2 separate regions of the Homo sapiens genome follow, and region 2 is linked to region 1. A link is a contact called in ENCODE Hi-C data. All regions are on one chromosome and are shown on one strand. The core of a region is the stretch at or near the end of the contact, and the rest is flanking DNA. Distances in the headings are between cores, read along the strand shown. Region 1 holds the start of VWC2 (von Willebrand factor C domain containing 2). Region 2 overlaps EGFR (epidermal growth factor receptor).

What was found. A loop is a pair of places that touch in the nucleus more often than their neighbours do. Pooled maps may share reads with other maps.
Region 2: a loop to region 1 is called in a pooled map, with 11 times the contacts of the local background. The contact joins the enhancer-like site here to the promoter of VWC2 in region 1. A Hi-C loop is called at or near these places in 2 of 37 single-sample maps with no recorded cell type and 2 of 50 pooled maps.

The regions. Positions count from the first base shown.
Region 1 is chr7:49,772,213-49,774,945 of GRCh38, forward strand. It overlaps VWC2 (von Willebrand factor C domain containing 2), which reads left to right and starts at 1,426. Exons shown (of 4, transcript NM_198570.5): 1 at 1,426-1,901.
Region 2 is chr7:55,072,446-55,075,328 of GRCh38, forward strand. The region is part of intron 1 of EGFR (epidermal growth factor receptor); the gene reads left to right. Among named protein-coding and RNA genes, the nearest start is that of EGFR, 55 kb to the left of the region's middle. RefSeq lists enhancers at 1,232-2,431, 1,944-2,113. Within about 2 kb of position 1,631, at least 33 of the 41 ENCODE cell types and tissues checked have a DNase peak (open chromatin) inside an H3K27ac peak, as active enhancers do.

The sequences.
Region 1 (2,733 bases), core at 176-2,675:
TGCCACTGCACTGAAGCCTGGGTGACAAAGTGAGATCGTGTCTCTAAAACATTAAAAAAAAAAAAAAAAGGAAAAATGAGAGTGAGAACTGAAACAGCAGAAGGGCTCAAATCATCCTGTACATAGAAATCCTCCATCCAGGCCAGGCGCGGTGGCTCACCAGCATTTTGGGAGACCGAGGCAGGAGGATCACGAGGTCCGGAGATCGAGACCATCATGTCCAACATGGTGAAACCCCGTCTCACTAAAAATACAAAAACAAAATTAGCTGGGGGTGATGGCGGACGACTGTAGTCCCAGCTACTCAGGAGGCTGAGGCGGCAGAAAGGCATGAACCCGGGAATCGAGCTTGCAGTAAGTGGAGATCGCGCCACTGCGCTCCAGGCTAGGCCACAGAGCGAGACTCCGTCTGAAAAAAAAAAAAAAGAGAGAGAGAGAGAGAAAGAAATCCTCCATCCAGCCCTGTTGGTTGTGTATGTGTTGGAGGGGGTGGAGGGGCAGCCTTCTCAGGCTTTCAAGGAGGGCTCCCTAGCACCTCAGCTAAGATTTGTTTGTCTATACTATTAAAAGATAGACATAACTGTGTCCCAAACCAGCCTCCCCAGTTCCCACCAGCCAGAGCGCCTGACCTTGCAGGGAAGCTTATCTGTTTACCGTCCGAGCACTTTCAGGGATTCTAAAATGCCGTGAGTGGGAACCACTGCCATGGGCCATTTCCATGAAAATTCAATTTCGGGGATTAATTTGAACAGGTACTATTGACGTTTTCTCGTTTACACAAGATCAAAGAGTAAAAACAACCGGGCCTCTGCTTAACAGTTGAGGATTCTAGCAAAGTTAGGAAACAGGTTTCTATTTGTAGTAGAAGAGAGAGCAGGCAGAAAGAGGAAGATGGGAGCGGGGAGAGATTGGCAGAGATTCAGAAAGTTCGCGCTTGAGATTTTTACGTTTCTTACTCGTAAACGTCTATTTCTCTGGGTTTCTGAATGCAAAGACGAGAAAGTCTCAACAGTCTGCTAAACTAACACGGCCTTCGAATCCCAATCTGAACACAGTAGCTGAAACAAGCTGTCCACAAAGAGGAAAGCCAGAGGGGGCCAATTAGGAAGGAAGAAATTAAAGAAAAGAGAAAAGCCAAGATGAAAGGTCCAGCGCAAAGTGAATGACTCGACTGGAGAATGGCAGCCCTGGCAGGGTCTGCGGCCGGCTGCGGAGGTGGGGACGCGGCCGCGCGGACGAGTGACAGGTTGGTCCGGCGCAGCAAAGGGAGCGGGTGCGGCGGTAGGGCCTCTCCGGGGGCAGCGCGAGGGCCTCCCCCGGGGCAGCGCGGGCCAAGGCGGGGCCTCCAGAGCGGGGGCAGCAGAGGAGGGAGCGGAACGGGAGCCGGGCGGAGGCGGCTGCGGCAGGGGGAGGCGGGAGGCGGGCGCGCTAGCTCCCATGCTGGCCTCGGTGCCACTCGCGCGCCGGCCGCGCTCCGGGCTTCTCTTTTCCCTCCGACGCGCCACGGCTGCCCAGACATTCCGGCTGCCGGGTCTGGAGAGCTCCCCGAACCCCTCCGCGGAGAGGAGCGAGGCGGCGCCAGGGTGGCCCCCGGGGCGCGCTTGGTCTCGGAGAAGCGGGGACGAGGCCGGAGGATGAGCGACTGAGGGCGACGCGGGCACTGACGCGAGTTGGGGCCGCGACTACCGGCAGCTGACAGCGCGATGAGCGACTCCCCAGAGACGCCCTAGCCCGGTGTGCGCGCCAGGCGGAGCGCGCAGGTGGGGCTGGGCTGTTAGTGGTCCGCCCCACGCGGGTCGCCGGCCGGCCCAGGATGGGCGCTGGCAACCCGGGCCCGCGCCCGCCGCTGCTACCCCTGCGCCCGCTGCGAGCCCGGCGTCCGGCCCGCGCCCTGCGCTCATGTATGTAGGTTTGGCGCCGGTCTTCAGGGCTGAGGGTGCATGCTGGGTGTCCCCGCGCGGCCGGACGCGCTCCAGCTGGGTTCAGCCGCTCAGCTGCTCCGGAGGAACCCCCTCCCCCGCCCAAGTTTGTGAATATGGGCGCTTCGCCCAGTGTTGAGGTCGGCAGGGACCGGGCAGGGGGTCAGCAGGGCCGGGCACGTCCGGAGCCCTCAGGGAGGAGGGCTGAGGGGGAGGGGACAGACGCACCGGAGTGCGCAGAGTGGGGGCGTTCGGGGAGTGAGGCGGAGAGAGGCTGGATTGCCGGTGTCCTGCGGCGTCTCGGGCTCTCCCAGCCCCTTTGGGCGGCAGAAACTTTGGAATCCAGAAAGGCTGGCCGGGATCCAGCGAGTAGGAGGGTCTCGCGCCCACTCTGCGCCCTGGGGCCCCAGCCTCCCGCACTGCACACCTTGGTGCTGCCCGGGCGCTTCTGCTCCGCAGCCAGGACACTACAAGACTGAGCGCTGCGGCCGGCGACCTGGCTCCCAAGGCTCGGAGGGGCGGGCCGGCAGAGGAGCTGAAGCCCCGGGAATCCCCGACCCGGCCCTCTGGCAAGGGGCCGAGGGCATCCTTTCATGCAGCGGGGCTTAGAGAGCGGGGAGGGGGCGTCTGCTCCCGAGACGGGAGTCTTTTAAGAAGTTGTTAGAAATGAATCGTGGAGTCCTAGGAGAAGCTTTGTTTAACCTCCCCGCATTTTCCCAGCACAACCCCCTAAAGCAAATGAGGAAGAGTTTCCCTCTTATCTTCCTGTACATTCGTCCGTCTCTAACTCCACTGCTGAATTCTCCATTTAATA
Region 2 (2,883 bases), core at 381-2,880, 5.3 Mb after region 1:
CATGGAGCTGTCAGCAGTGCTTTCCTCAGAGGGCTGCGGGCTGGATGAGGTTTGCTGGTGCATGTGAAGTGTCAATCATTGCTCTCATGAGTGGTGATGCTGATGCCGTTCCCTTTTTTAGGGAAGTGATTTTCCCTTACAAAGTTACCAACAGTTTCATGTTGGCCCATTTTTCTATTAATTGTTTCCACTAATAGGACCAACAGTGGTAGTCCCATCATTTTATTACTGCTTGTCGTAGCACAAGCAGTTGCTTCATTGTGTTTAGATAAATATTGACGGCTGCTTTTAACAGTCTGCTGTTTTGTCTCCTTTTGAGGTCCTTAAAGTAATCCTTAAAAAGATAGTGCAGATGGAAAGATGTCTGGAGTCAGTGAACCTGCCTTCTTTCCTGTGTGCTTGTCAGTTTCTAAAATGCCATACACAAAGGACTTTCATGATTTCTTTTTAGGTACATGATTACAGTTCAATTCACTTCACTGTCTGGAAAATTTCCTTATAATCAGGATGAAATTTCTCATGTTAGCCTTTCACATTTCACTACTTTTAGATAAGGAATTCTCAGGCTTTGCTATATCTGACTGCTCTTGGAGGCTGAGCTTTTGGCTAACTACCTGACTACTTTGTCGTTTCTCTTCCCTTGGAATGAAGCAAATATCTAACTTCTCACTCATTGTTTCTGCTATTTTACCATTTAGTCATCTGTGATTTTTCTAAATACTGAAAGACTTCCCTCAATTCAAACTATGTGCCGGATCAAGGAAAGGGCAGTTGGATATTGCAGACAGCATAGTGCAATTGTGAAGAGTGTCTGCTTACCAGCCACGCTGCCTTGCACAAGTTATCAAGCCTCTCAACCCACTTCCTCAATCTGTAAAATAGGTATGAGTGTAGGACCTTCCCAGGGGATTTTTTTGTGACTATAGAATGATTCTCAGAAGACTTTCAGGCAGTATGTGGGTGAGGCACATGCTGGAAAGGCTTCTGCAGGTGCAGTGATCAATGCTTTTCTCAGTGTGTACATCCCATAATACAGACACGTTACCAGAAACTCCCTAGCCAGGACTTTGATTGCAGCTCACATTTTGTATATGGCCCATAGGGAAATGAAGTGTGTATTTTTTATAAAGTTCAAGTGTTAACTTAATTTGGAATTTACTATCAAATCTCAGTTGTTATGGGCATTTATAGCTATTAATACTTCGTCCCATGTGTCCCATGAGGAAACCAAGGAACAGAAATTAAAGTTCTTTCTGGAGTCCCCTGAATCTCGTTCCTGTTCTTTTGCACCCTGTTAATTACATAGAGACATTCACAGCTCTTCTGACCTTATCAGCGTTAAGGAAAACAGAAAACCAGCGTGCTATTTGTTCTGTCCCTTAGTCAAGCCTTCTCAACATATATTTTTCTTCCAAGATTTTGCATGTGCACAGGGATGCCTATCCTCTACAAGAAACACATTTTAGGCAAATTATAATTAAAATGCTGTTTACATCTCTTCACCTTTAGAATTTAAAGAATGATCATTTCTTAGATTGCATCTCAGACACACCCTTCCCCTAGTCTGGAGAGGGCGAGGCCCATGGGTACTGCAAACAGCCTGACGTTGTCAGGGGCGGTCTCAACGGCTCATTCACCACATCTGCCTCGCGAAGGCTAAGCCATGTGCTGTTACCCCTGCTGCGCTCTGGCTCATTCTAAGGTACACGCTATTAACCTTGTGAGAAAACAAAGAGGCCAGCCCCACCCTTCCTGCTCACTCTGAGTCACGGTGAAAATGTTTCAGGATCTCGGGTTCGACCATGAGTCCTGTCCAGGTCCAGGAGGAAATTCGGAAGGACCACATGTTCACTCTGAGATCCCACTTTCATTTCCCTCCTGGTTGAGCAGCATTAATACTCTGGCTAGATTTAAATTCTGGCTTTCTCCAGTTAGAACTGAAAGTTATGACAATGTAATCAAAATAGAATGTGGGTTTACAGCTGGCCCCCTGGCCTGGTTTGTGAACATAAAACAGAAACAGAAAGTGTAAGTGGTGACATCATATTCTCTCATTCAATGTGAAAGGCCACCGAAGTCTTTCCAGAATTATTTTTGAGAATAATATGAATTTTTAAAAAATACCTAATTATTTTAAATATCGTCTTGCTTGCTCCCCAAATACCTACTGTTTTCAACTTGGATATACGACATGATTAAAGAATATCTAATATTTGGGAATGCATACTTTAACCTTATAAACTACCACTGTAAATAGACAGACTCATTAAAGTGAAAGGACATTTTAAATCAATTAGTAAGCAAATCAATTAGGTGGCAAAGACAAGATTATTTTTCCTTATGGTAGTTGAAGAATAATGCTTAACCTGTCATTCTAATTACCAAGCACGGTGTTCTCTTTGGAAGATCATTTCAACAAAACATTATTTTCATCCAGAATTTGAACCTTGAGATTGCATGGTATTTTAGAAATCTATTTTAGAAATCTTTGGCAAAGGTTACTATTAAAACAATCACATTCATGGAAAATCAGTATAAGAGCAACTAAAATAACTCACAATACCAGTAAAATCACTTTGTCATCTTCTTAAGACTTTTAAAGAGCATTTGTAAGTAACTGAATAGAAGGCCAAAGGGTGTGTAGGTAGCCCAGACCATCAGTGGGCAGCCAGGGCCAGGGCAGGGGCCACGGTTGCAGCCTGCATTCTTCTAAAGGGCAGAGCAAATTAAAGTTGAAGCAGGAGCTAAAAAAAAAAAAAAAAATGTTTCAAAGAATTCCACCAACCAGAGGATACTACCTAGGACAGTTTGGGCCTAACTTATCTGTGAAGGCCTCCAGCTTCCTCCACACCGGTGGCCACTTTTCATTCACTCTGAACCCTT